Regions from separate parts of the Mus musculus genome. Here region 1 is linked to region 2. Evidence: chromatin contacts called from ENCODE Hi-C or POLR2A ChIA-PET data. All regions are on one chromosome and are shown on one strand. Each heading gives the region's core, a stretch centred on a gene start or an enhancer-like site at or near the end of the contact. The rest is flanking DNA. Distances are from core to core; before and after follow the strand shown. Region 1 holds the start of 2610307P16Rik (RIKEN cDNA 2610307P16 gene). Region 2 overlaps 2610307P16Rik (RIKEN cDNA 2610307P16 gene).

What was found. Hi-C counts contacts between places; a loop is a spot of excess contacts on that map. ChIA-PET counts read pairs that join two places held with the same protein, here RNA polymerase II (POLR2A).
Region 1: a loop to region 2 is called in a map of heart, with 2.0 times the contacts of the local background. The contact joins the promoter of 2610307P16Rik here to the enhancer-like site in region 2. A Hi-C loop is called at or near these places in 2 of 37 maps with a recorded cell type or tissue (both heart). POLR2A ChIA-PET finds 5 or more read pairs at or near these places in 1 of 5 experiments (Patski).

Annotation. Positions count from the first base shown.
Region 1 is chr13:28,883,635-28,888,074 of GRCm38, reverse strand. 2610307P16Rik (RIKEN cDNA 2610307P16 gene) reads left to right here and starts at 2,653. Exons shown (of 8, transcript NR_045054.1): 1 at 2,653-2,931.
Region 2 is chr13:28,840,617-28,844,901 of GRCm38, reverse strand. All of the region lies in intron 2 of 2610307P16Rik (RIKEN cDNA 2610307P16 gene), which reads left to right. Among named protein-coding and RNA genes, the nearest start is that of 2610307P16Rik, 43 kb to the left of the region's middle. Within about 2 kb of position 1,946, at least 1 of the 3 ENCODE cell types and tissues checked has a DNase peak (open chromatin) inside an H3K27ac peak, as active enhancers do; it is heart, where a contact is called at or near this core.

The DNA of each region.
Region 1 (4,440 bases), core at 1,404-3,903, 42 kb before region 2:
CTCTAACTGAGAGCAAGAGCTATGTTTTAAAACACAGCAGTGCTGACAAAGACCATCCCTGAGACCCTTCATGAGCTGCCTGAGTAAGAGATATTTCCAGGGAATCTTTTTGATCTTTCTTTTTAATTAATTAATCAATCGATTTATTTATATATTTATTTAATTTCATCACAGGGGCTCACTATCACAGAATAGCCCCAGGCTATTTTGGAGCTCACTTTGTAGCCCAAGATAGTCTTGAATTCAGTTATCTGACATCCTCAGCATCCAAAAGATTGGGATTATGGGGGTGTGCCACCAGGGAGGATTGGCAGTATTGTGCACTGTAAGGATAACTGGAGAACTGGATATTATTTAGGAGTTAGAAACTACATAGGGTGACCCGACCTACACATTGGGAGTATTTTCCAGAAGCGGCTGTACGGGCTTTTCATGACCTTTAACGCAGATATTTAAGATGAGCGGGCAGGAAGTGCTTATTTGCAGAGGGAGGGTACATTTCTCCTAAAAACAAAATTCTGGAGATCCTCATAATTAAACAAAGAGGAGAATGTGCCAGACAGAAGTGGGTGGGGATATTTCCTCTTTGTGGTTGTGATGCATTCAAGATTCCTATCCTAAAAAGAGGCTTTTGAACTTCCGCAAGATAAGGGGCAATTTCAGGACACTGTGTAGGTGCCACCAGTAGGTAAGGGTCCCAGCGGACCCCTAGTTGGTGGCCACGTGTTGCCAGGATCCCAGGCGCGATTGCGGGACCCGTGCAATCTTGGCGGGACCCGCGCGGGTATGCGCCCTGCTAGTGCTCCCTGGTCCTCCCTCTTGGAGCCTCTTGAGCCATTGTCCTTGCCCTTCCCTGTGGATCCTTTATTACTTTGCTACATTTTCCAGTAGTTGCTTCTACCTAACTCTGTCCCCCCCCCCCCCCCCCGACATTCCAGACCCAGCAGGGTCCTCAACTTAAGAAACTGCTTTTAAAGGAACTAATGGATTGAGTGTGCTCTGCTTGCCTTTTGGCAGAGGGCAGTCCAGCATTCGGGTGGGAACCGGCACCTAGCAAGGTTGGAGGACCGACCTTGGAGAGCGCATCTCTGTTTCTGGGATGTTATTGTCTAGGTTTCTTTGGGCCAGCAAACCTTGAGCGCTAATTCGGAGGAAGTTGGTTACAAAGTTTCAGACAGCTAGCGGAGTGCGCGCTCTGGCAGTCTGACAGAGGAACACTGGGCCCAGTGCAGACCCCAGGAGATCAGAACGGAAGCCCTCTCACAGAGTCTTTGTTCTCCCCTAGGGGAGAGACTTGGCAAGCACTGGAAGGGTGCTTGTTATGATCCACACCCATGACATTCCAGACCCAGCAAGGTTCCCTTCCTACCCCCTCTTCGCATCTTTAATCCTAGCCAGGAATACAGCTCCCTATGCCCCCTTTCACCCCATCTCTTTACCCTCACATTTAACAACTCATTGGGTCTTCCCTGTCTAGATTTGGAGAAAGAGTATATAAGGTGCGTGGACACCAGCAGGAGGTTGAATATTTGCTTTGGAATGTTTGAGTGTTTTTTTTTAAACCCCCTTTGCCCTGAAGACTGAATATAAAAGGCTGCGTGTCCCTCTACCTTCTCCCACCTTCCTGCTTTTCTTCTATTCTGGTGAGATCTAGAAAGGAAATTGGTGCAGCTTTGAGTTCCTGGGGTGGGGGGAAACCATGTTGGGATGAGAGCTGAATGCTGCGGTGTAAAGTGGGGACCCCAGTTCTGGAACTGATGGATGATTTTCAGAAGGCTCTAAGAAAGACTGAGAGACTCCCAGACAAGGAAGACACCTGGCTTGCCCAGGACCAGAAGGTGGGGGAGGGAAGAGGATGGGGAGTTAGAAGTGAAGGAGGAAGACCCTGTAGCTGTGAAAGGAAGGGAACTAGGAAGGAACAGTAGGTTTGGGAAGGAGCCATGTTAACCTGAGAGTCTTGTTAATATAGTTGGAGATAAGAGGAAGTTCTCTGAGGTTTGAGCCGGTGGTCTCTGTTCAGGCCCCCCCCCACCCCCCATGAGTGGCATAGTACCAGCAGCAACAGGTAACCTACAAGGGCAAGGTGTAGGTCCCTGTGGGATACTTAGTGGCCTCTGCCATGCAGATTTGAGGGTTTTCCCCTAGGGTCCTGTGTGGGCACTGATGAGGGAGGGAGAAGAGACTTTTCCATCACTTAGAACTTCTTTGAATTCTTCCAGGCTGTTGGTTGGAAGAGGGTACATAGGATGGAGGGTCATGGATGGAGAGGCATCTGTGAGCCCTACCTATGATTGTACCTCTTACCTTAAAGGGTTGACTGGCTCCTTCATATTACATCTCTTGGGATGCTGAGAAATGGCAGAAACTCATTGCCAAAGTGAACCGCTCCTCTCCCTGATTGGCAGGGAAAGTGCAAACAAAGAGGTGCATCTCCCGGAAACAATGAGTTTGGAGATTTCCCCGGGCGTGAGAGCGCGGACTGGAAGCTGGGTGTTCAAAGGGTGTGAGAAGGGACCAAGACCCGCATCTTCTGGGCAAAGTTTTCGGGGAGATGGAAGGAGAGAGGGTCGGGACTGAGTTGCTGGTCTTGGGGACAGAGCAGCCGGAGCTGCGCACCAAGGCTTAGAGTCGGGCGGGAGATGCGGGGAGAGGGAGGGGGCGGGGAGGGAGGGGAGGGAGAGAGGAGGAAGGGGTGAGAGGGAGAAACCTGCCGCGGCTCTCCGCCTCTTTGTCTGCTCTGGGACTTGGAACAAAAGGGGAAACTCTGATGAACTCCTTCTCCAGCTCCCTGGACGCCCGAGTATCTCTTTCTCGCAACTTTGTCAACGCGACTTTCTCCGCTGTCAGGCTGCGCAAAAGTATCCTAGCGCCTCGCAGGCTGCAACAATGGAAACAATGTCCCTTCAAAGTGCGACGAAGTGGAGGGAGAAGGTGAGTGACTTGTCCTGTTTGTCCTGCTTCCCTCAGGTCCCCCTGCTCCCAGCCCTTCCGAGGGCAAAGTCATAGATCTAGCAGCCAAGTTTGACTGTTTCTTTCTGTTTCTTGTCTTTTATTATTATTTTTTAATTGTATCTCTTTTCCCGGTTCTCCTTTTCTTTTGTTCTTTTAAACTCTCGCACAGATTGTTTTGTTTATTTTAAACGCCTTCATCTCTTGTGCTTCTTCTTTAGGGGTGGTGAGGGGCTAAGAAGAAGGGCATCCAAACTGGATACTGCCTCGCTTTTCCCCGGTTGTGTGTAGATTGGAGGAAAACGTTCTGATAAGAATGGGAATTAGATCAGGCTCACCCACACATAAGCTCTGACTTTGGTCACAAAAAAAGAAAGATGCAGAGGTGGGGGTCATTTCCTCACGCGTTTTCAAACTTCACTGTCTCTGGAGCGCTCTGGAGACACGAAGCGTGCAACAATAGAATGTAGACAGGGTTTGGGTGGTAAGGGAGTTCCAGCAAATTAATAGGAGTCCGGGAAGTTTTTGGGGGCTGGGGTCCAGTTGAGGAAGCCACAGGTTCCAGACTGTCAAGAGCTGCGCAGATGAAGCTGATGGGGCCTGGACCATTAGTTAAGAGTCCGCTCCCCTCACCTCCGTGGTTTGGTTCAGTTTAATGACCCACCCAGAATGACCTATTGCTGTCCTCGTCGGGATCCATCCTCTCTTAGGTGTTGGCGACCCCCGGGCCTATCTCAGCCAGTCTGAATAGGAAGGGAACCACGAGCCTGCCGAGCTCCCCTGACCTAGCCCTCCGCCCCGCCTTTTGTGTTTTAACCTTTTGTTTCTATCGGCCACACCCGCCCAAAAGAGCGGCGGCTTTTCGTCTCTGTTCAGCGGGGAAGCAGCGAGGTTCCCTCCAGATAGCGGTGAAGGGCGGCTTCCTAACTTTGTTTCCCAAGTCCCCTAACTTCGGAATGCTTCTGCATTGGTTCTTGCTCAGTAAGTCAATATCTTCACTTTATATGAACTATCTTTTGCTGTTTTTCTACTTCGTTCCAAAAGTTGTTTATCTCTACCAGCCACTTGCGTTCATTAAACAACAACAACAAAAAAAGATAACTTAGAGATCTAAGTTAGGGTCCAAAGGACAGAGGTTGGCTTTATCTGTCGGATGCCTTTAAATATGACTTTATCTTGATTCTGCAACACAAAACCCGGCTCATGGTCTTCAGGTATGTTTGTGGGCTCCGTCCAAATACCAAGGTAATTTATCACCTTCTCCACCCTCTTCTGTGTTTCCAAATGCTGGAGGTGTTCTTCAAGCTCCTGGAGACACTTTTTAACAAGACAAGTCAAACACAGAACTCATCCTACTGCGGGTGACTCTAGGAAGCATCCAAACAATGCATTAACTTCTGAGAGTTAGCATTCTGCAAGGTGCCAGAGCCGGGGAGCTTTGAATCTTTATGTCAAAGACTGAAAGGAATTAAGACGACAGTTATTCTTTTA
Region 2 (4,285 bases), core at 697-3,196:
ACTTATCATCAGCGGAGAAACACCCTGGGAGGGCATGTCTCCTTCCATGCAAAGCCCCCAAAGCTAGCTTCTCCTCAGAATTCCAGACTTGATTTCAGGGAACTGAAAGGAGTCTTTTGTCCTTGGGCAAACCACACATTCCACAGACCAATTTGCAAAAGCCAGATTTGTGAGTGATGGAGGGCCCATTGAAGGGAAAAAGCCACTTTGTTGGGAGTAGGGCAGAGGTGAAAGGGTGAGCATGACAGATGTCAGTTTTGTGTATTCCAGAGTCCCATTTTCTAGCAGTCTGACCCATAGTAGGCCATGAGCGCCTAATTGTCACATGACTCCTCAGTGGAAGATTCGGGGGGGGGGGGGTACATTTGGAGTCTTACTGTTTTTCTGCACTCTCTGGAGAACTTCCCCAAGGAGGGGATAGTCACCTTCCAGACAGATTTTTTTTTTTAAGAATTATTTATTTATTTTATGTTTATGTAGCTGTCTCCACACACACCGGAATAGGGCATCGGATCCCATTACAGACGGTTATGAGCCACCATGTGGTTGCTGGGAATCGAACTCAGGACCTCTGGAAGAGCAGTCAGTGCTCTTAACCATGGAGCCATCTCTCCAGCCCTCCAGACAGATTTTTTTTTCCACCAGAAAATGCCCAGAGTCTGTTTTCAGTTGTATTTACTTTTGTAGTTTTGTAGTTAAAGGCGTTCTCCAAGTGACTCTGGGAACTGCTGGAAATGAGGAAGTCTAGCAGGGGACCCAGAGGTCATCACTGTCCATGTCTAAGTTAGACAAAGATAGAAAAGTTCGTCTGGGACTCACCACTCCCACTCTCTCTGGGGCTGAAACCACCCATTGGCATCATACGTCTTTTCCTGTATTTTAAAAATATAGCCTATAATTTTGCACACTAAATTTGCCTGTGTTGACTTTGGCATCAGCTTCGTCTCTCTTCCCTGACAGATAGACAGACAGATTGACAATCAGACAGTCTCTCCCCTCTCCCCTCTCTCCCTCTCCTTCCCCCTCCCCTTCCCCTCCAAAGGGCATCCAAAAGGAATCCGAATGTAGAGGTATCCCAGGAAGCATTGCTTCATGATGACCAGTCAGCTCACCCGCTTCCCACTTTGCCCCAGTTCTTCACTTGCTCTAGTGGAGACGACCTTGGCCACCAATGAACACCTGGCTACATTACTGACAGTGTGGAAAGATGGGAGAGGGGACTTGTGGGAAACACTCATTTACAGTTCAGCAGAGGTAGAGCAAGGCCAGCTGTGTGCATGAGACTGTCTCCTGGGTGTGGCGCCTGTCATTAGGAGGAAGGCAGCCCCTTCCTCCTTTCAGGTATACTCAGTGTTGACTTAATCTCAAAGGGACGAGCTCGGGGTGAGGAATAGATCTGTGAGGAGTTTCCTGTTGCTGGGTTTTGTTTTTGTTTTTTCCCCCCATCTGTCCAGGCACTTTGTATGCCCAATTCATTACTACTTTTAGAAACATATAATAACCGAGAAGGAGTTTGCTAATGTACAACTCTGCCTTTGAGGGTATGGAGAACCTGCCCAAGGCCACTTGAAATCTAACAGATGTTCTCTGATCCAAAACAAGTTGTCTCTGTTTAGTGCCTATCAGTTTCAGATGCTGTTGACAATGGCATGCCAGATAAGGGAAGAGGAGAAGAACAGACTTGTAAAGATTTTTTTTAAACTGATGTCTCCCCCCACCCCCTTCCGCTACTGCTGCCCACTGCCTTTGCTACATAACTGGCAAAGCTCCCCACAGAGGTGCACAGCTTTGAGACCTTGCTCCCTCCCAGCTGGTGTCCTGTTTTGGGATGTTGGGGAAATTTTAGGCCACAGTTCCTTGTGAGAGGAAGTGAGTCACTGGGGTCTGGCCTTGAGACTTCAGAGCTCAGCCTGTTTCTGGTCAGCTCTTTGCTTCCTTTTCTGTGTAGATTCGAGGAGTCCCAGCTATATGTCCCTGTCACCTTGGAGGCTGACTGCCATGCCTTCCAGTCCTGATAGAGACTGTATTTCTCAAACCATGAGCCGAAGGAGCCTCTCCTTAAACTGCTCTTGTCAGAAATTTGGTCACTACAATGAAAGAAACTAATGTAAATAAAGTGGTCTCTTTTTACACAGGGCCCTCTCGGGGTTGGGGTGGGGGTGGGGGGTGAAACTAACACTTTTTTTTTTTTTTTTTGATTTAAGAATCAGTCATTTTGGGCTGGGCATTGTTTGCGAATGCCTTTATTCCCAGCACTTGGGAGGCAGAGGCAGGCTGATCTCTGAGTTCCAGGCCAACCTTGTCTACAGAGTGAGTTCCAGGACAGCCAGGACTACACAGAGAAACCCTGTCTCGAAAAACAAAAACAAAATCATTCATTTTTTTATTTGTACTCATGAATTAACCTTTATTTTTGGAAAGCTAAATCTAAAGTTTCTTTAAATCAGTGTAAACAAATGAAGCACTTTTCAGTAGTCACACCTCTTAAATATCTTATTTTTGAGAATTCAAGATTTTAAGCTGCATGATGGTGTCCGACGCCTTTAATCCCAGCACTGGGGAGGTGGAGGGAGGCTGATGGATCTCTGGGAGTTTAAAGACAGCCTGGTCACTTACAGAGTCAGTTCTAAGACAGCCAGGGATACACAGAGTTCTAGCTGGCCTAGGACACAGAGAAACCCTGTTTCAAGATGTATTACATTTTTCTGAAGTAGCAGTTCATAGGCACAAATAATTTTTCTGAAGTAGTAGTATATAGGCACAAATAACTTCACATATGATAATTTTTGTATTTGATTCACAAAATGTGTGTATGTGCGCACACATACACACACAGCAAGAATCACTGTCACACAACACTTGACAAGAAAATATTTTCTATTTCTACTGCTCTACAGGACTCCTTTTTAGTTATAAAACAAAACAACAACAACCCCCCACCCCCACCCCAAAAGCCTTCTTAAATTCTGAGTGGACAATACCATCTTGCTAGCAGTAGGCACAATTAGCTGTAGACCAGTACTGTAGAGCAGCCTGCAGGTCACTTTCATCTGGTTAACTGAATCTTGATCCCTGTTGGTTGCTAAGTCCTATTTCTTCCTCCTACCTCTGTGCCAGCATCCCACTTTGATCCCAGGTCTTTGACTACTTACATACCTTACACAATGAAGTTAGCTGGCCCTACACCTCTCTACTGGTTTATTTCTCTTAGTGTAGTATCTACCAGGTTTGCTTATGTGGTTGGAGTTTTTTAGAACTCCCCTCTTCTTAAAGGTTGAATAATAATTCTGTTTTGTGTTTGTGTATGCATGTGTGCATGCTCTCTCTCTCCCCCCCAACCTCTCCCTCCCCTCCCCCCTCTCTTTCACACACACAGCACATTTTCTTTGTCCACTTACCTGCTGATAAACGTGTTGATGCCTTGACCATCTTGGCTATTTTGAATGGGGCTGCAGTAATCTGGGGAGTAGCTATTAATGCCTTTGAGGGATTCCGATTTCAGTGCTTTTGAATCCAAGAGTTGGACTGTCAGATTCCATGGTAGTTTTAGCTCTAGTTTTTCTAGACTTTTCTTTTTCCACCATTTTGCAGCCTCACCAAAGAGGCTTTTCATTTTCTCCATGAAGCTTGTCTTAAAGGAATTTTTAAAAAGTGACAGCCATCCTAACAGGTGTGTGAGCTCCACTGCGGTTGATAGGAACATTTGCATTTCCTTGATGATTTGTGACATCAAACTGAGAACTTTCTGTATAGCCTAGAAAACACAGGGAAGGACCTGAGCTATGAAAATTGGAGTTTCATATCTGTAATTCATATATATGAGGAGAGATGTTAATCTACCCAAGAGTCTAGGAGCTGACACAAGTCAATAGTAAACTACCTCAAACCAATACAACCCGAATAATAACCTGAATTAAAATGGGTTAAGAAGGTGAACAGATAGATGTACACATAGCTGCAGGTGTAGGGAGAAAAGATCTTGTGTCTCCGCAGCTATCTGTCTGTCTCTAAAACCAAAACTCCTATTCTTCCCGGGTAGAGCCTGAAGAAAGAGAGCAGTCATCTGGGCATGGTGGTGCAGGCCTTTGTTCTCAGCACTCCAAAGGCAGAGGCAGCAGATTTCTGTGAGTTCCAGCCCAGTTGGAGCTACACAGTGAGAACCTGCCTAAGAATAAATAATAATAATTATTAATAATAATAAAACGAATGAATAAATAAATAAATGGAGAGAAAAGGGAAGGGAAGGCTTCATGTGGGATGAATCTCCACGTTCTTTTCCCGAGGA